Regions from separate parts of the Mus musculus genome. Here all the other regions are linked to region 1. The links are chromatin loops, found by intact Hi-C in ENCODE. Cell type or tissue: left cerebral cortex. All regions are shown on one strand. Each heading gives the region's core, and the rest is flanking DNA. Links, peaks and the distances in the headings are about the cores only. Region 1 holds the start of Rpl37 (ribosomal protein L37). Region 2 holds the start of Ttc33 (tetratricopeptide repeat domain 33). Region 3 holds the start of AW549877 (expressed sequence AW549877).

The links. A loop is a pair of places that touch in the nucleus more often than their neighbours do. Peaks named below come from ENCODE experiments on the same cell type or tissue, not always from the same donor. Only the 100,000 strongest peaks of a DNase experiment are listed, where the experiment ranks them.
Region 2: a loop joins it to region 1, with 5 times the contacts of the local background. A loop is called at or near these places in 13 of 42 quality-filtered maps.
Region 3: a loop joins it to region 1, with 6 times the contacts of the local background. A loop is called at or near these places in 7 of 42 quality-filtered maps.

The regions. Positions count from the first base shown.
Region 1 is chr15:5,113,598-5,119,810 of GRCm38, forward strand. Rpl37 (ribosomal protein L37) reads left to right here and starts at 3,016. Exons shown (of 4, transcript NM_026069.3): 1 at 3,016-3,087; 2 at 3,690-3,825; 3 at 4,022-4,106; 4 at 4,970-5,543. The coding sequence starts at 3,085. The coding sequence ends at 5,039. Snord72 (small nucleolar RNA, C/D box 72) reads left to right here and starts at 4,824; the gene lies at 4,824-4,883. It also overlaps a transcript of Card6 not described here. In left cerebral cortex, for the core only: CTCF peaks have their summits at 2,766 and 2,972; a DNase peak (open chromatin) is centred at 2,909; H3K4me3 peaks cover 2,011 bases; H3K27ac peaks cover 1,468 bases.
Region 2 is chr15:5,182,313-5,188,525 of GRCm38, forward strand. It overlaps Ttc33 (tetratricopeptide repeat domain 33), which reads left to right and starts at 3,248. Exons shown (of 5, transcript NM_026213.3): 1 at 3,248-3,456. In left cerebral cortex, for the core only: a CTCF peak has its summit at 3,177; DNase peaks (open chromatin) are centred at 2,645, 2,838, 3,250, 4,127 and 1 more place; H3K4me3 peaks cover 2,206 bases; H3K27ac peaks cover 1,891 bases.
Region 3 is chr15:3,992,162-3,998,374 of GRCm38, forward strand. It overlaps AW549877 (expressed sequence AW549877), which reads right to left and starts at 3,585. Exons shown (of 6, transcript NM_145930.3): 1 at 3,454-3,585; 2 at 197-303. The coding sequence starts at 3,553. It overlaps Gm2093 (predicted gene 2093), which reads left to right and starts at 3,878. Exons shown (of 3, transcript NR_045740.1): 1 at 3,878-3,923; 2 at 5,244-5,323. In left cerebral cortex, for the core only: no CTCF peak of the experiment used is centred there; DNase peaks (open chromatin) are centred at 2,631, 2,801, 3,723 and 4,909; H3K4me3 peaks cover 2,251 bases; H3K27ac peaks cover 2,134 bases.

The sequences.
Region 1 (6,213 bases), core at 1,485-3,984:
TTCTCCAGTAGACTCTCACTGGGTATATCAACACCACTTCAGGGCAGTCTTCGGGCCCAAGGGGACTTTTGATCTTTTCTTTGTTTTTGTTTTTCAAGACAGGGTTTCTCTGTATAGCCCTGGCTGTCCTAGAACTCACTTTGTAGACCAGGCTGGCCTTGAACTCAGAAATCCGACTGCCTCTGCTGGGATTAAAGGCGTGCGCCACCACGCTTTTATTTGTTTGTTTTGATTTTCATTTTTGTGGTTTTGTGGCAGGAGTTGGGGGTTGATAAGGGTTTTGTTTCTTTTTATGTTTGTTTTAAAAGAGAGAAAAAGAACATAAACTTGGATGGGTAGGGAGTTGGGGAGAATACAAGAGAAATCTGGAGGAGAAAAACAGGAAAGGAGGAGGGGGAGGGAGATAAGGGGAGGAGGGGGAGGGAGGGGAGAGGAGGGAGGGAAGAGAGAGAAGGGGAAGGGGGAGAAAAGAGGAAGGGAGGGAGGGGGAGGGAAGGGGAGGAGAAGGGAGAGAAGGGAGGGAAGAATAGGATATACAATTAACCTGGTCTCTATAGCTGCCAAAAAAGAAAAATTATAGAGAGTGTACTGGGCTAAAGAGTCTTCACCTGGGGCTGGAGAGATGGCTCAGTGGTTAAGAGCAGTGGCTGTTTCCAGAGGTCCTGAGTTCAATTCCCAGCAAGCACATGGTGGCTCACAACCATCTATAATGGGACTTGATGCCCTCTTCTGCTGTGTCTGAAGACAGCTACAGTGTACTCATAATACATAATAAATCTTAAAAAAAAAAAATCCTTTATCTGACATTGGGTGTGGTGGCACTCTCCTTTATCCCATGGCTCCAGAAGCCGAGGCAGAAGGACCTCTGTGAGCTCTCCACTAGCCCAGTCTTCATAGCTAGTTCCAGGCCAGCCAAGGAACAAAACAAAAATGGCCCACTCAGTTTCAGAAGCTGCCAAACTCGGTGCCGTACCTTAACACTACCTGCCAGCACCTGGGAGGCTGAGGCAGGAGGATCACTTGGCCTCAAGAGTTTGAGATCAGCCTGGGCAACACAAACCCTGTCTTAAAAATGTAAAGAACAGAAAAGAAAAAATAATGTCCCGCCGCTGTGGACACGCTCCCGCCGCCGCTGCGGACCTACCTAAACCTAGCAGTTGGGTAGAAGCCTGGAAACTTGAAGGGCTTCCTACAAGGCTCTGGAGCATAAATTTCAGGACAAAAACCGATGTGCGGATTTCCTGCACACCACAAAGAACAAACTCACTTTAGAGAGAAAAAATGATTTCACTGTCTGATAACTTCAGCTGTAGGCACGTCTTTGGATAAGGTCAGTGACATCCTGCCTCTGAGGGTGGGCTCCTTGGTGGTTTAACGCCCAGCCTACCCTTTCTTCACTAATGTCATTTTTCATAGTCAATGCTGTAGACACAACTCCATGACCCCATCCCAAAAGAGCTGTTTAGTACTCCAAGCGAGAGCATCCAGTGACGTGATAAATCCTGAGGTGGCAGAGAGCACTAAGGTTTCAGGTTAGTTAACCTTGAGATGGAGAAATTATCTAGGTGGGGTGAATGTAGTAACAAGCGGTCTTAAAAGTAGAAGAACACAGAAAACTGTACTACAACGTAAGGTAGGTTATTACTGGCCTGCAAGGTGAAAGACAGCAATTAAACAGCGACTGAGCAGAGCTACACCTCAGCACTACATTTCAATTTTAGTCAAACCAAGCCTCACTTGTGCTTCCCAGCAGAACTGTGAATGAGGCCGGCAGTGGTGGCGCTCGCCTTTAATCCCAGCACTTGGGAGGCAGAGGCCATACAATTTTAAGTGTGCGATACAATTTTGTTATCTGTAGGTACAGTAATGCAAGAGGACCCTAGAATTTATTTCCCATAACTGAAAGTTTACACCCGTTGACTAAATCTGTGTTGCTTCATGCTACTAAATTTATAGCAATTTGCCACCCAGTCTCCTAAGACTTATTTATAGTCCAGTTCAACCATTTGAATGCTTGTTTGCTTTCTCTCCCGTGTGCCCTATCTCCTCCCTCCTCTGATTTCAGTTTACTACTTCTGAGTGGAAAGGATTATACATTTTTCTTTCTACTCCCCTCCCCTAGAAGAAATTGGTACGATTTGCTAACAAAAAACAAAACAAAACAAAAAGCTTCCTTGGTGTTTGCTTTGTTCTGCTGTCCACTATCTTAAGATTTTTGAATGTGATAGACTAGCGATTCTCACATTTGTTTTAGAAAGTATGTAGATGGTATGACTGAGACTTTTCCCCAATTCATCAATGTTCGTACTATATTCTCCATGTTTCCTACTGGGATTGCGGACAGACAGTTGCATTAGCGCTAATCAAGGATGTCTAGGGTTACTTATTTCAAAATGATCTAGGAAAGTGTTTTATACAGTACAGACTTGCAAACTGTACTCAAGTCTAAAAGGGTCAGATTTCCTGGTGGCGGCGCGCTGGCTGGAAGCTGTTATTTAACAAGTTCCGCGTGTGATTCCTTGAGTGCGATCAAACAACTGGCCTCTGAATGACCACCGCGTGAAATCGAGTCGGCCCGAGTCAGAAGCTAACTAAGCTCCTACCCTCGCCGAGACACTTCGTGACTCCATCCTCTCACCAACTCTCCATACAGGCAAGCGAGCGGCCACATCAAAACGAACCTGGGAAGGCTGGCTTTCCCGGATCGGGATCCCAGTCCCAGCACTGCACAACCGCCAGGGGCGCCGCCACGCACTGGGTGTCTGACTCCCCTCGAGCCCCGGGACCGGAAACCAGACGGACTGCCAACACCGCAGCAGCCCCGACACCGCCAGAAACCCTCTCCAACCAGGAGGCGGGCCGCTGGGGAGGGCGGAGCCACAGCGCCAGGCACGCCCCCTACCGGTGTTGCAGCCCAATCGGCTCCCTGGCTCTCTCGCCCGGGAGACTACACCTCCGCACCCGAGGCCTGATAGGGCTGCACCAAGACCCGCCGGAAGTAGTTTCCTGGGCGGAAGCTTATCCACAGGAAGTGGCGGGGGTGCTTTCTCTTCCGGTCTCTTTGGCCTCGCCGGTAGAAGCAAGATGGTGAGTGTGGTTTCTGGGCTCTGTAAATCTCTCTCCATCCTTCTTCCTCGGGCTGTCCTGCCTGTTGCCCGGCGCGTCGGTGACAAGGTTGCGAGTGAGGGGAGCTGATGGGCGAGGAGACGGCGTGCTGTGGTCCGCAGGAACTGGAAGGATGGCTGCTGTGTGCAGAGCCCGGCCCACGGTCCTAGCGCCGCTGTGGGTCTCTCTGGGCTTTGGAGGAGACGTACGCACTGCAGCCCCGGGTGGGTGATCAGGACAGGCTTGGGGACATCTGTCCCCAGCCGCCGAGAAACCGGCTGCTTGGTGGGCAGTACCGCGACTGAGAGACGGGCAGAATGTTGTCCTTAACGCCTAAAGCCAAGGAGGCTTAGGTCCGCGCAGAGTAAGGCATTATAATGGTCGTGTGGATAGCCGGTAGTGCTTCCTACCTACCCTACCTGTGTGCTAAGATTTAAATCTTTACACCGTTTTGTCCCGTGTGGATCTTGTTTACGTCTCATCCATACTCATTGCTAAGAAAATGCCAGAGTACATTGAGAAGTCAGATTTCAGAGTTGCTTATATGTGGGGTTTTTTTTCCTGCTTTTTCTTTTAATGTGCAGACGAAGGGAACGTCATCCTTTGGTAAGCGTCGCAACAAGACGCACACGCTGTGCCGCCGCTGTGGCTCCAAGGCCTACCACCTTCAGAAGTCGACTTGTGGCAAGTGTGGCTACCCTGCCAAGCGCAAGAGGAAGTGTAAGTACTGTAATCCGCAGGCGGGCTTTTACCTTGACCTGAGGTAGCGATGTAATAGAAAACACATTTGGCACGCAACAACTTTGGAGGTTGGTTTGTTGGCTGAGTGGTTAAAACATAGTAATGACACTACTGAGAAAATGGGCTGACACTGGGTGCTTGGGAAAACCATTTGGAATCCTATTTTTTTTATTAGATAACTGGAGTGCCAAGGCTAAGAGACGAAACACTACCGGGACTGGTCGGATGAGGCACCTAAAGATTGTCTACCGCAGATTCAGGTACAGTTTTGGCTAAATGTCATTGGTCCTCCAGGGTAGGATGAAACTTTGCACTCTTACTGAAGGGTAGGAATGATACTGGGGTTTGGTGTGGGCCTGAGACGCCCACATTTGTCAAGACTATGAGTGGGATCTGGGGGGCAGCTTACTTGGATCTGCCTCCAGACTTTGCTCAAGTCTGCTAAGCTGTTCTGGGTGCCAGTCATAACATAGATGGGTATCTTTTTACTGGAGGCTAGGCCTTGATGTTCCTTAAAAGTACAGAATCCCCAGCCCCCCTCTTAGACTTTCCTGTGGGGTCTGTGCTTTGACAGGTGCTTTTGTGTTTGTCTCTGTTTTAAACTCAGTCCAGTTTTGTGAACTTGATGTGTAGTGGCTTGCTAGTGTTTGATAGGCTAGTGGCATGTTTTGAGCCTGATTAACCTTTATGTGCTTAGAATCACTCATCTTCCTATGTAGTATTGAGTAGAAATGAGTGCTACTTAACATTTAGACTTCTGAGTTGAGCAGCTTCAAGATCCTGTTAAGCTTGGTCAGTGTTTCCTGTTACTAAAGGAAAGGTGCCAGGACCTGTCCTTTATAGCTTAAGGAATAGCTTCATAAATACTTTAGTTCTTGTGGAAATAGGGAAAATGAGCCCAAAATTGTTGAGACAGTTAACTTTAATGTAATGTGGGTGTCTTGATTAGGGTAAACTAATAGCTTATCAATGATGTCCTAAAAAATAAATGTCTGAACATATGACTGCTATAATGATTTCAGCATTTAACTGAGATAAGCTCATTACGGTCTGCTTGATCAATTTGGAGGCAATGTTTGATATTGCTGCTTTAACTTTTTTTCTTATCTTTAACATGGCACAGACATGGATTCCGTGAGGGAACAACGCCGAAACCCAAGAGGGCAGCTGTCGCAGCATCCAGTTCTTCTTAAGGATTTCAATCAGTCATAAAATAAATGTTCTGCTTTCAAAAATTCTGTGGTGATCTAAGGTACTTTAACATCGGTTCAGAGTTCGGTTATATGATTGCTCTGGGATCCTACGCTTCTTCCTTCATAGTTCCTGTGGGTCCGAAGCTGGGAGGGGCTGGGTGGACTCTCGGGAAAGATACTCTGAGCCTGTCTCGGTCCCCATCGTGTTTGCTTGGCCCTGGGCATGGAAGTGGGTGAGTGATGAGCTGAACGAGCAGGCTTGCTAGAGATGAGGACAGTTACTGGTGTGGTTATATCACTACCATGCCTACAGTGTCTTAAGACGCTTACAGTCTGTAAGGGACTTAAATGATTTGAGCTCTTACTTATCCTGTAGTTTCTGATTTTTAACATTTACTTGAATAAAGCCAAGCAAGATAAGCCTTTATTCCCAGCACTTGGTGACAGGTGGATCTATGAGTTGGGGATCAGAGCTACACATTAAAACTCTTAATTCATCTTACTAGAACTCATAGTCCGTGTAGACTTAAGATTGGTGTGTGGTTTCCTTACTATGGCTGAATGTGTAATTTCTATCAAGGCTTAAATCAGACACTGAGGCAAGTGGGAATTAAGCTCTGGGTGTCCCGACTTGACAAACTCTAGAGATGGGAAAGATTAATACAACTCTGCAAGATAAGTGGGGCTTGAAAAAAAGCTTGTGTTAGGATTTGCAAGGTGACCTCAAGCTTGGTGGTGGCTGGAGCAGCTCGGGCCTTTAATTCCAGCACATGGGGTGCAGAGGCAAACTCAAAATCTTAAGTTTGAGGCCAGCCTGGTTTACAGAGTTAGTTGCAGACCTACAGAAAAATCCTGTCTTCAAAATCCTTTCTTAAGCTAATGCCTGTGGGAGAATTTGGGTGTTTGTGATGTCAGTTCTAGTATGTAATGGAGTTGAGAAAAATTACAGCCACAAAGCTAGGCAATAGACTGCTAAATTGAGGGTAGGGTGCAGATCTATTATTCGATACTCAGTGTGTCTAGAATTGTGACACCAACAAACATTGGGTATCCTCCATAGCACATGGAGTACGTGGAGTCCACTAGTCTCAGGTTGAACATGCCTGGCAATAAATTTTGAGCAGAGGAGTGGGTAGAGCTAACTTGAACCCTTGGCCCTGCTACTGGCTCAAGT
Region 2 (6,213 bases), core at 1,969-4,468, 69 kb after region 1:
CAAATATTTAGAGGCTGTTCACTGACTTGGAAGACATGGCCAAGTCTTTACTAGAGTTGAGGGCATCATGGTTAAGCTACCCTGAGAGACTGGGAAGAGGAACAGAGCCTCAAGCACTGTGTATTCATCCATATGGCCACTGTGAACCATTCATGACAGATGTCACCAGGACAGCAAGATACAGGTCCTGCGCCAACCATCTTATTAGGGATGGATGGAGATAGATATAGACACTAAAGTACAAACATGTAAGGATGGACTGAGTTGTTGGGAATGTGACCACGTGAACCTCCATCCAGACTGAGGAACAGTGCATCCACCAGACTGTCTATTACGATTAATATGAGCGTGAGGTGCCACAGGCCAACTCTGACATGGAAAGACCTTCACAGAGCTGTGAGCACCAAGAGCAGGAAACACTGAAGTTCTTTTATAGGCTGACTACCACAGTAATACATTGGTTATAGTGAATATACCAACTTACTTGACAACATTAATGAATATAATCAAATTATAAATAAAAATTGTATCTGAAGTTACCATTGATCTCAAAGTCTAGACACACTGGGAAGCTGTCAAGATTATTATATAAGGAGTACAGTTTTGTCATTGGAACAGACATTGTCAACTTTTTAAGTGAGAAAATTTGTGTGTGTATGTGTGTTTGCATGTCATAGCACATGTACGGAGCCCAGATGACAACTGTCTTTCCAACGAGTACGCTCTGCAGACATAACTCATGTCACAAGGCTGAGCAGCAAGCATCCTTACTTGCTGAGCCATTTCACAAGCCCCTTGCTTTATTCATTTCAAGAAAAGGTCAAAGACCTAAATATGAATATAATCAGTTTGTCAGCGGTTAAAAAAAAAAAACAAAAAACAGTTGTGTTCCACAAGATAGTGGAACTTTATAATAGCCTTAAAGAACTGGGTTTATTGGGTCTGGAGAGATGGCACTGACTGCTCTTCCGGAGGCCCTGAGTTCAATTCCCAGCAACCACTTGGTAGCATACAGCCATTTGTAAAGGGATCTGATGCTCTTTTCTGGTGTGTCTGAAGACAGCTACAGTGTACTCACAGAGAGAGAGAGAGAGAGAGAGAGAGAGAAAATAATTGATTTGATTCTTATGTATGTGCAGCCACTTGCAGAGGCCAGAACGTGGGGTTGGAAACTCCCAGAGCTGTAATTACACAGAGGCTGTGAGCTGCCAGATGCTGGTGTTGGGAACTGAACTTTGGTCCTCTGGAAGAGCAGGAGCCAGTGCACTTAACTTCTGGACTCTCTGTCCAGCCCTCATGGTGGAATCTTCACTCGCTTTTGAGAGGCATCACACTTCCGTAGCAGTAAAAGCACTTGGTATCATAGAAATATGAATGCCATCGTTTAGAAATGCCCTTGACGAAGCAGTGATACTTGGCTTATTAAAGTGAGTCTGGAAATTGGGACTCTTGCTAGGTGACATAGCTAGGTCTCATCTCAGGAGAAACTTGTGTTCCAGAGTTTCACTGTAACGGCGTGACAGAGGACTCTATCACTACCATTAGAGTTTGCATCATTACCTCAAATCCACGTAGCTGCTCTATCACTGTGGCGTTTTAACAGCCAGCACCAATGTTTACTTTTGTGAAAAATGGCAATATGTACGAGTTCTGGGTACGGAAGGGCCTTTGACACTTGGTATCTGTGGGTGTCAGAAGAGGGCAGCAGTTCCCCTGTAACTGGAGTCACAGATGTTTTGAGTCTCTCTGTTGAGTGTTGGACCTGAACCCAGGTCCTCTACAAGAGCAGTAAGCCATCGCTGGGGCCAGCATCAGTGATTTTAATGCCAGCGTTGGGTAAGAGTGTCCCTTCAGGGACTATTTGACATTTTGGAGAGAAAGAAGTTAGTAGTCCTTTTGGTAATGTATGTGTGTGTGGGGGGGGTGGGGATGGGGATGGGGGTGGGAGGTGGGGAGGGGAGTATTACTAATGGTATCTCAGAATCCTACCATGTTTCTGTTTGGTTTCAGACCCAGGAACAAACAACTTAGGTGTATATTTTACATACCAAAGCAGACCTGGCCTCCTGGTTCTCCCAGCATCCCTCAGTCCCTAGTATAACTGGCCCCCAATCCTGAATTTTCAGCACAGGGCCTGGACTCCCTTCCCCCAGAGGATCTTTGCTATATAATCCATTTTGTTTTCTCCCTCCCCATCTCCCCTGCCCCCTTGTCTTAGCCTGAGGGCTCTCTTTCTCTTCCTCTTCTCTCCCTTTTCTGGCCTCCTTCCTTGGGGCCAGTGAACTCACCTGCCCGAGAGCAGCTTCTTAATAAACCTGCAGTTGTATATATTTTAATCTGGCTTGAATTGGCTCATTTTACCAGTGGAGAAATAACTTATCAGTTTACCTCAACAAATAACTAGCCAGTAAGACATGCGGTGGCGCGTTGAAAAAGCGTGGTCTCCATAAATCGATCTTGGCTTTGTGTAGCACAGCTATGTGGATAAACTTAAGGAGTTTTCAATTCCCTCAGTGTGCCCCATTGTTAACATCAGCCTGCTAATTTACTTGTAAGAAGTGACAGGTGCTACTTTCAGGCTCTGCTGTGGATTCTCACAGGAAGCTTGCAGTTCAGCCCAATCCTCCCTGATCGGCTCTTACTTAAGGTTTCTGTTGCTGGGATAAAACACCATGACCAAAGTCATCTCGGGGCGGAAAGGGGTTATATCAGCGTCTAGTTTCACATTATAGAAGGAAATCAAGGTAGAAACTCAAGCAGGGCAGTAATTGGTCCTTTTTAAGGCTTGTTCAGTTAGCTTCCCCTTGGGCCAGACCACCTGCCAAGGGTGTGGCACTGCCTGTAATGGGTTGGGTCCTCCCACATCAATCATTCATCAAGACAATGCCCGCATAGATTTCCCTACAGGCATTTTCTCAGTTAAGATTCCCTGTTTTATAGCTAAGTATATGTTTGTGTCAAGTTGACACAAACAAGCCAGCACCCTTTGCACTTATTTCAGCTCAGTCTCCGCCCCCCCCCCCCCCCCCCCCCTTCTGCATCTCACAGACCCTTCAGCGGCTAGGCCGGTCAGACTAGGCGGTAAGCCATTTATTTACCTGAGGACTGTGTGTATTGCAAAGCACAACCTCAAACACGGGAGTCCATTCCCGGCTGCAGTTAGAGGGCGCTTCGTCTGGTGTCTTTATTACAAATCCCATAGTCCCTAGGGCGCCGCAGTGACTTCTGGGATTAGTGGTCCTGCAGAAGGGCGCTGGCGGGTAAGAAAGTCTTCTTTTCTTCTGTCCGCCTTGCTGGACTTTAGAACGTCCCAGGATGATTTCATGCTTTTTTTTTAAAATAAAGAATCGGGAAGCACAGGCAGGCAAGGCAGATTAGAATCCCGGCAGAATAGTTTCCGTTTCCGGTGCCAAAGGGCACGTGGAATGTAAACACGGCACCACAGAGTGTTTTCAGGTAACTGGCTGCGGGTAGGCGGTAGACAGGGCTGAGGGTTGCTGCGTGCGGGAGGGAGGGCCGAGGGTGGCCCGGTGAGGTCCACAGAGCCCTGGGGCGTGCCTCCGACCTGGGCACGGGGCGCGGGGCGCGGTGGCAGGGTTCTGGGTGCCGGCCCGGCCGCCCGAGGAGCTGCTATGGCCGGAGCTCATTTTTATTGCAGCCGAGGCAGGGGCCAGTTTTGAATCCTGTGTTCTCCTCGGGTAGCATTTTAAGGGAATCCGTTTCTCTCGTTCTTCACCTGCGGATTCATCTCTCCTGTTCGGAGGGTGGTTGTTGTGATTCTCTACCTCCGGCCGGTGTTTTTCCATCTTGGGTGGCCGCATCCTCTCACGCAGTCAGTTCAGGAGGACGTTTTTAACTCTGTGGCAAGCACCCAGCTTATTTATGGCCCGGTAAAGGGTCAAGTCGAGCGGTTGCGGTGGAGAGCATCGTACATGTTTAGAATCTTAATGCCACTCATCGTTCTGTAGAGCACGTAGACTTTTAACTCCAGATGAGAGTTAGCACGAAACCTTTACAGTTGTGATTTACCCACTTGATCTGTTATCGGGTTGGAAAGAAGCTTGGTGCCTTATCCATCCAGGTACAGATCAAGCAAAGCTCCTTCTGTACGCGGTTTTTAGTGAGTACTAATTACAAGCACAGCCTAGAGGCACAAGAAGCTCATAGCGTAAGATGAAAACAGTTTAGTTGAGATGTAAGTGGCGTGTTATACAACTCCTCCTAATAGAGTCTATGACTCAGTAACCGTTATTGCTGTTCACAAAATCGTGCCATTATACCAATTGATGTTAGGACATTTTAATCACCGAGAAGGGGAGTCCCGAATCATTAATTGACTATTGTCTGTATTTTCTCCCCAGTAGCATTTCAGATCCCGGATCAGATCAGAGCATTACATTTTCCTTGGGGAAGATGTTCACACATGCCAGGAGTCTTCCCTCTTTTAAGCCTGGCCAGCTTCTATTCTCTAAAGCTCACTTTCATGCAGACACTAGTGTGCGTTTGTCTGACAGGTCATTGGATCACGCTTGATAGCACTTACCGGTATTGTAATTGAGTTCAGTCTCCTTGTCCACAGGCAGTTTGGGAGAAAATATAAACTTGGTATTATAAACTGGTAACACATTCCTGCTTTTTCACTTTAGTAGGCCCTTGATACCGCTTGCTGTTTCTTCATTATTAAGTCGTTTCTAATCTCCACAAGGACTTGTTAGATTTTTTTTTTCATCTTTCTCAGATGCATACATTTATTTATTTTTTTCCTTTATATTGAGTAGATGGCTATAACCTACTTTTCCTACTAATGTGAAATTTGGGAACATGAAATCCCTAGTTTTGTTTGGACTCTGCTCAGAAACTTTAGAAATGTGGAGGACAAGGACACAAGCTTCAGAGGGCAGCCGTGTGAGGCAGAGAGCTACCCTCTGAGACTTAACCCTTCCTTATGTGCCCTCAGCACTTAGCGCCCCCCCCCCCCCCCCTTAGCTTGGGAGGTGGGGATCTCAGTGGTTTGTTGACTTTCGTTTTCTCATTGTTCTCAGCTCATCCTTTCACCATGACTGGCAGATGTTTCCAGTGATTTAAAATGAACTTGCCTTCAGTAAGCAAAACAGGTTTTCTGTTTTTAATAGATCTGCTACACTGTCTGATGCCTCACGTTAGTCATGTAGAATGCAAGTCCCACATTCTCACTGCCTTTAGGGACATAAGTACAAGAGAGCTGCCACCTCTTCTTTCCTCTTCTTCCTCCTCCTCTTGTATCCTAGTATCCTTTGAAGGCATTCTGAGCATCCATTTTCCTAGACTGTCTTCACTCTATGCCTCTGGATTTGTGATCCATAGTAGCCATACTTTCATTTTACCTCCTTGTTTTCCCCTGGGATGATGGAGATATATATATATATATATATATATATATATATATATATATATATATACACCCCACACACATATATGTATAAATACATCCATATATACGTATACACACATATAAATGTATATATATGTTTACACACACACATACACACATATGTATATGTATATAGTAATTTTTCAGACAGAGGAAATACATTTCCTCGTGTTACGATGAGGCCAAGGAGGAAGCTTCCATAGCCCTCATTCTGTAGCACAATTTATACTCTATTTTGTACCCAGGATTTCCCAAAACTCACTGCTCTCTGGAGAGCACATGGTTCGCCTACATTAGCCTGTGATTGAGACTTTGTGATTGCTGTGATCTGTTACATTTTCTCTTGTTTAGTGACAGGCCTGTGACCTATAATTACTCAACTATGGTAGGACCTTGGGGTTGTCTGTGGGAGGGACTGATAGCCACCCTCACATGTTGCTGTTCTCTTCCTGGAACTTGTACTCAGCTGCAGCCATGTGCATCAGTGATGAACTTGGTGGTGCATGACACTGCTGTCTTCCCTACTTCCTCCTTCTCATAATGCCTGTTGTCGGATGATTTCAAAAAGACCTGAGCTCATTGCTTTCTCTTCAGGGTTACAGATTCCTTTAAGAACAGATAAAACCTTACATGCTCCTGAATGCACACAGCATCTAAGATATTATACCTAATTGTAGGGATTCTCATGTATCTTAAAGCCCAGCTGTGTAGTTCATGAATAACTGGGTTTCTTAGTCTTATTGCTAAGTACTACTGAAGACTTCCAGTGTCCGCCTTGTTCTATCGGCTACTCTTCCTTTTCC
Region 3 (6,213 bases), core at 2,423-4,922, 1.1 Mb before region 1:
TAAACTGAGTATGTAAAACACATGAAACACTCCAAGCACACAAAATCAAGATGGAGAACAACTGAAGAAAACACCGAATTCCAACCTCTGACCTGCACATGAATACACACAAATGCCTAAGTACCCATGTCCACATGAACTCATGTGCACACATGCACACCCCCAATAGAACCAGACTTCACATTTGCTTTAGTACCTGTGTATATAGTTCCAAAAGATTGGATGGATTTGAACATTCTTTCTCTTCTCCACATAAAAGTTTCAATTTTTCTAGAGCTGCAGAGGCTCGAATTAAAAAGTGATCTGTAAGTGATAAAAACATGATTATTTTACATAAATTCAAACATTTTAAACAAGGAAAGCTATGCATCATAAATGATATAACAAAGCTATACTATGACAAGATAGTGATATCTTACTTCAAATACTAAGTATTACATAAATAAACCCAATCACAATGAAGTAAACTGATTCTCAAAAGCAAAGGTGTGAAAGCTTTTTAGATTGCTTGTTACTATTTCTCAAATCCAGACTACATTCTTTTTTATGAGACTTTATTTAGGAATTAAGTATATAGCCCACTTCTTTCTTGGGTGTGTATGTGTAGTGTCTATATATGTGTGTGCATATATAGTAAAGTAAAAACTGATATCAAGCTATCTTCCTCAATCATACACATTCTTGAACACAAGCTTGTGATTCTGTTAGCCTACATTGCACTTGCTCTGGGAGCACTGGGATTACAAGGGCACCACTAGGCCACCTGACATGCTTGCACCGGAAGTGCTTAACCTACTGAGCCATCTATGTAGTTCTTAGTCTATTCTTACAATGTTTCTTTTACAATGTTGATATACTCTAAAGTACTTACAATCTTACAGCTTTTACTGGAATAATACAAAATCTACAAGTTTGCAGAAAGAGTGTCTGTTGAATGCATGCAATTTTATAAATGTACTAGCTAAATTAACTAAAAGAAAAATTGATCAGATCAAATATTCATAAAATATCAGACTGTAAACAATTCTAAGTTATCATACTTGTATGTCTAGCTGGTATAACTACAATGCCAATTTAAAGGGTTATATCTTATTCCTTTAAAACGTCAAAATGAAGGACTACAGAGATCGCTCAGCAGTTGAGGGAACTGACTGGTCTTCTAGATGACCCAGGTCTAAATCGCAGAACCCACATGACAGTTCATAACTGTCTCTAAGTCCAAGATCTGATACCTTCACACAAAAATGCAGGCAGGTAAAACACCAATACACATAAAATTGAAATAAATTATTAAAAAAAAACTTTGAAACTGAACAAATTACCGCATTCCTTCAAAACCTATAGGAAAACAAACAGAAAACAAAAAACCCCAATACCTCCTGCATGTTTTCTTACCACAACTTAGCCAACTTTCCAAACTTTACCATCTTAACTCAACCATCTGTTTACTACAATATTTTCTTTATTTCTGATTTTGAGGGCCCCAAAGATACTGTCCACCCTTCTACTTCACTTAATGAAGTACATATCCATACCACAGTACAAGACACAAAGTCTTTAAGCATCTTTTCTGCACTACAGAAGCTTTCACAGGCATCCAGCAGTGGACAGACAATGTAGTATTTGGTGAACAGATAAGCTGCTCAGTGTTAGAATAAAATACCATCAGCTATGTCAGCAGGTAGTCACTTAGTGACCTTAAGCTTTAGAGGATTTTCTACTGCTATAAGATCGCTCTTAAGTTAGCAGTCTTCACATCTCTCCTTGGCCCAGAAGTACCACCCTACTACCCAGAAAACAAGATTCTACTGAGAACCAAAATGGTCCAGACCATCGGCCTCCCCACGTCCTGTACAAGCTATTTATATTTTTCCCGTTAACTTCTGAGATTACTGTAAATGCAAAGACTTGTGCTGAACTGCTGAAGTCGCTGCTGAAGAGGAGTGTCATAGTTATTATTATAGGTCAGGTGTGGTGGTGGCATATCTATCATTCTGGAAAAGTCCATAAAAATACATTCTTTCTACTAGAAATATTTAAAGTAAACTGAGAAGGTTCCTATAATCTTCAGAGAAGGTCCTTCTTATAAGTCTATGCAGGACAATATCATACTGTTAAGAATGAGAACTATATGGCCATAAATACAGAGCACTCTTAAGTGGAATGATGGTTAGCACTCTATTATCTAGTTTGAATAAAATTGAAACTAACGATACTGACAACTCAAGAAAAACATATGACTGTTAAGCTAAGGGACCAATTTCCGATGTCTATTGATTTTGATGTATGAAAAAGGGCCAAGTATAATTCAAATACATATAATCTGGTGTTAAGTAAGCCCTGTTAGTAATTCTCCAGTAAGATTAACGTCAATGTTGCCTAGTAGATTGTAAAGCAGATAGCTACAGTTATGATTTTAGTAAATTTTCAGATGTATAAACAAAGCCTCCAAACAAGGCCATGGAACACTGAACCTCCTTTCCAGGCCTCCTTTCACAATGGATCATAGAATTCTTTCATAAGAAAATATGAATTACTGTTAGGCTCAGTAATAAGTAAGTAAGACTACCTGAGCTCTGGCTGACACATGACCCAGGGAGGTAACAGTGACTACAAATTCTATGTTCCGCTTGCCACAAACCAAAAGATAAAAAGCCTCAGTGTGGTCATATGTGCTTCATTTAATTATAGAACTGATTCCGTAAATACACCAACTAGTCAATCACCTGGGAGAAATGTTTCATTTCGGTCATCGTATGACTCTAATCACAAGAATTTTAAAGCTCATGGATGGTAAAGGCTCAACATTCAAAAAACAAAAAAAGATTACTGTCGAACCAATTGGCAACTGAGAATTTATAAAAAGCAAACCGAGTCTGATGTCAAAAGAATGACGTATTTCCTAACCTATTTTCCCTTCTAAGAAAATACCTAAGGACTAAAATGGGGCGGGGGGGGGAGCATTAAAATTACACCATAACTGTGTACAATATGTATTTACAGCTGAATTTTGAATTGAAAACAAAGTGGAAATTTACAAGGCAGTAATGAAAAAGTGAACTGTCATGCATGTCTCTCTGAATGCAAAAAAAAAAAAAAAAAAAAAAAAAAAAAAAACAACAAAAAAACATACTGTTCATTTTCTGGGCAGTATGAACATTCCGGAGAAAGTCCGTGTGTACTTTTATTTAAAGTCTACCCTTCTCGCAGATTCGACACCACACATCTGGTCGGATGTAAACAAAAAGGATTTCAAGGAACGTAGAAAACGCTGCATGGGTAACAGGACATCTGAGGAGAGGGCAGATGACTGCCCAATGGGGACCAAGCTCAGCAGTGCCAGCACCAGGGACCCCGCCTCGGACCGAAGGCCGCGCCTTCTGGCCACCGAGCGCAGCGGTCCCCTCGCATCTCACCACCGTCCGCCCACTTCCCTCTGCGGCGCTCCCTCACCGTCTTCCCCCGCGGCTTCGCTAAGGTGCTGTATGTGAGCCTGAGCCAGGTCCCCGAGCTCTTCCACCCGCCTCACCACACCGGACACCGCGGCCGCCATGGCCAGCTCGGGCGCGCCCGCCCTGTCCACGTGACCACGTGAGCCCCAGATCACCTGACGGCCTGGCTGGCGGAGTGGGGGCGGAGCCCGCCCAGCCGGTGGGCGGAGACATAGGCTCCGGGCTACGACCGCCCCGGCCCGCAAAGGTCGTTCCGGGTATTTAGTTCCTCCCAGTGGCCCTCTCCCTCCCACAATCCCGTGCTGCGAGGGGCCAGTCGATGATGTAAGGGCACACCTCTCTCCCGCCTTCTAATTTCAACCAATCGGAAGCCGACCATGCCCCGAGCTGAGCCAATAGGACATCGACTCTCTCCGCGGGTGCAGGGAGATTGCAGCCGCAGCAGCTGGCTGGAAGAGGGCGGTTTGGAAGGTCTGGAAAGAGGATTTGCAGCGGTTGGCGCTGTAGTGAAGGAGGTGGACTAAAATAAAACTTGATTGTAATGGTGGGGGCGGGGGGTGGTGGGGGAAGGTCAGAAACGGAAGTCTGCGGACGGGTGAGATTCATCCAAGCTGCGAGACCTAGTGTGAGGGCAGACAACTTGGCAGTCCTCAGCCTGCTAGCTGGCATAACGCTTTCCCCGAATCTTCACCCTGGAGCTTGTTTTTACTCCGGATTGATCTTGGCTAGCTCACACTTAAAGTACCTTAAATGTCTTGCGACCTAAACGTGGCAGCGACCTCACTGTCTTAGTTCACCTTGAGACCTTCCTGACAAGTGTTAAGTGTTCTTCCGGGTCTTAATCAGCACTCAAGTGGTCAAATTGCTTTGCATTCCATGAATGCTAATTCTTGCCTATGGCCACGGAAATCTAATGCTGTTTTGGCTTTTTGTTTGTTCGTTTGTTTCCCCCGGTTTGGCACAATATATTTTGAATAACTCTACCCTTCATCTTAATTTTAAGGTTTTTGTTGTAGCCTGGTAGAAAATATTTAAACTATGAAAATAGTAATGTGATCGTTTAAGAGTGACTAACCACAGTCACTTTTCTGCAAGTGGCCATGATGACCAGTTTTTTTCTCCTGTCATTTTACTCTAAATGCACAGAGCAAAAAACACGTGCTCTGTGTCTTCGGTACTTGTGTAATGCCCTTACGTACTTGGGAAAATGGTTTTTAATAGAAAACAATAATCAACAACAAATCCTTATGATACTTTATAATGAAGAATCTGAAGGCCAGAAAAATTGCATTCTATAATCAAGGTGAACTACAGAATTCAAACTCTTATGCTAGAGTGTTGACTTACTCTGTAATCCCAGAACTTGAGAAGCTAAGGCTGGAGGGGATGCTGGCAGTTCTAGAGCAGCCAGTACATACTGAGACCCAGTTTACAAACAAGCAAGCATCCCACAGAAATTAAGGACCCATATTCTAACATGCCAAACTGCACTAAATAACATTTCCAGGCACAAGCTGGAGAGATCATTGCTGGCAACCACATGGCCACTCCCAACTGTCTAGGCCTCCAGCTCCAGGGCATCTGATGCCTCTTTAGATCTCCATGGGCATTGTATACGGACATATATATGCAGGCAAAATGCACATAAAGAAAAAAATTACAATCATGATGATGCATCAAACTACAGTATTCTATATGGAAAGTCTTAACACTGGGAATTATTGTTCAACTGATATTTTGGTGTGTTCATTTTCAGAGAGAGAGTTGGAAATCTAGTCTTTTTTTTTTCAGATAAGGAGGAGAAGGATGAGACTGTTAACCTCCAAACTAAAGAATACATGATTCTGTGGTTTATTCAAGATCTTAACAAAGTAAGTTCTCATAGAAAGCTGGTTTCATCACAGAGAGACACCGGCAACAACCAGACCTTAGTAATTCACAAGGAAGTATTGAAACACAGAACCCTTGTACTAGAAAAAAAAATGCATTTCCCCTCCAAGTTATAGTTAGTTCTTTTTACTTTAGGAAATGCACATGAATAGAACAAATAAAAGATAAAAGCCATATTTTAAATCTCAGATGATTAGAATGTGCCAAAAATATGAAAGAAGCAAATTGATCACATTCGAACTACCTCCCTTTCCCTAACATACAAAATTTAGCTATATATCCAGCAAAGGAGAAATAAAATCATGTAGATTTTTACGAAAGATTTAAAGTTTTTAAATTTAAATATTTTTAAACAGAAATCTTGCTTGTCTCTGAACTACCAGTTCTGTTACTAATACCAATGGTTTGTAACATTGTTTTGGAAACTTCTCTCACTACCTTTGTTTGGGGTGGCGACAGACTTATTTTCTCATATAAGTGAACCAAATGACTAACAGTGATGTGTATGTGTGAATGTAATTACTTGCCACAGAAGGCTTCTATATACTAGGACCATTACATATTTATTTGGCTATGCATTCTGATTGTTGCCACTGCAACTACAACAGTAAATGCCTCTGCCATAACCCCTGCCCTCTCACAGTTTATCTAGTAAAGCAGTGTAGAGATAATAACAATACACAGCGAATTCAAAATTTTAGAATTATGGGAGGCACTAGGAAGGAAAATTAAAGAAGTAATATTTGATGTGAGATACTGAAGAAGAGGCTCCTCAAGAAATGATAGTGGCACCTAAATGATGGTAAAATTGGCCAATGGAGAGTAATAGTTGCTCAGCCAGAAGCCAATCAAGAGAGAGAAAACACATGAT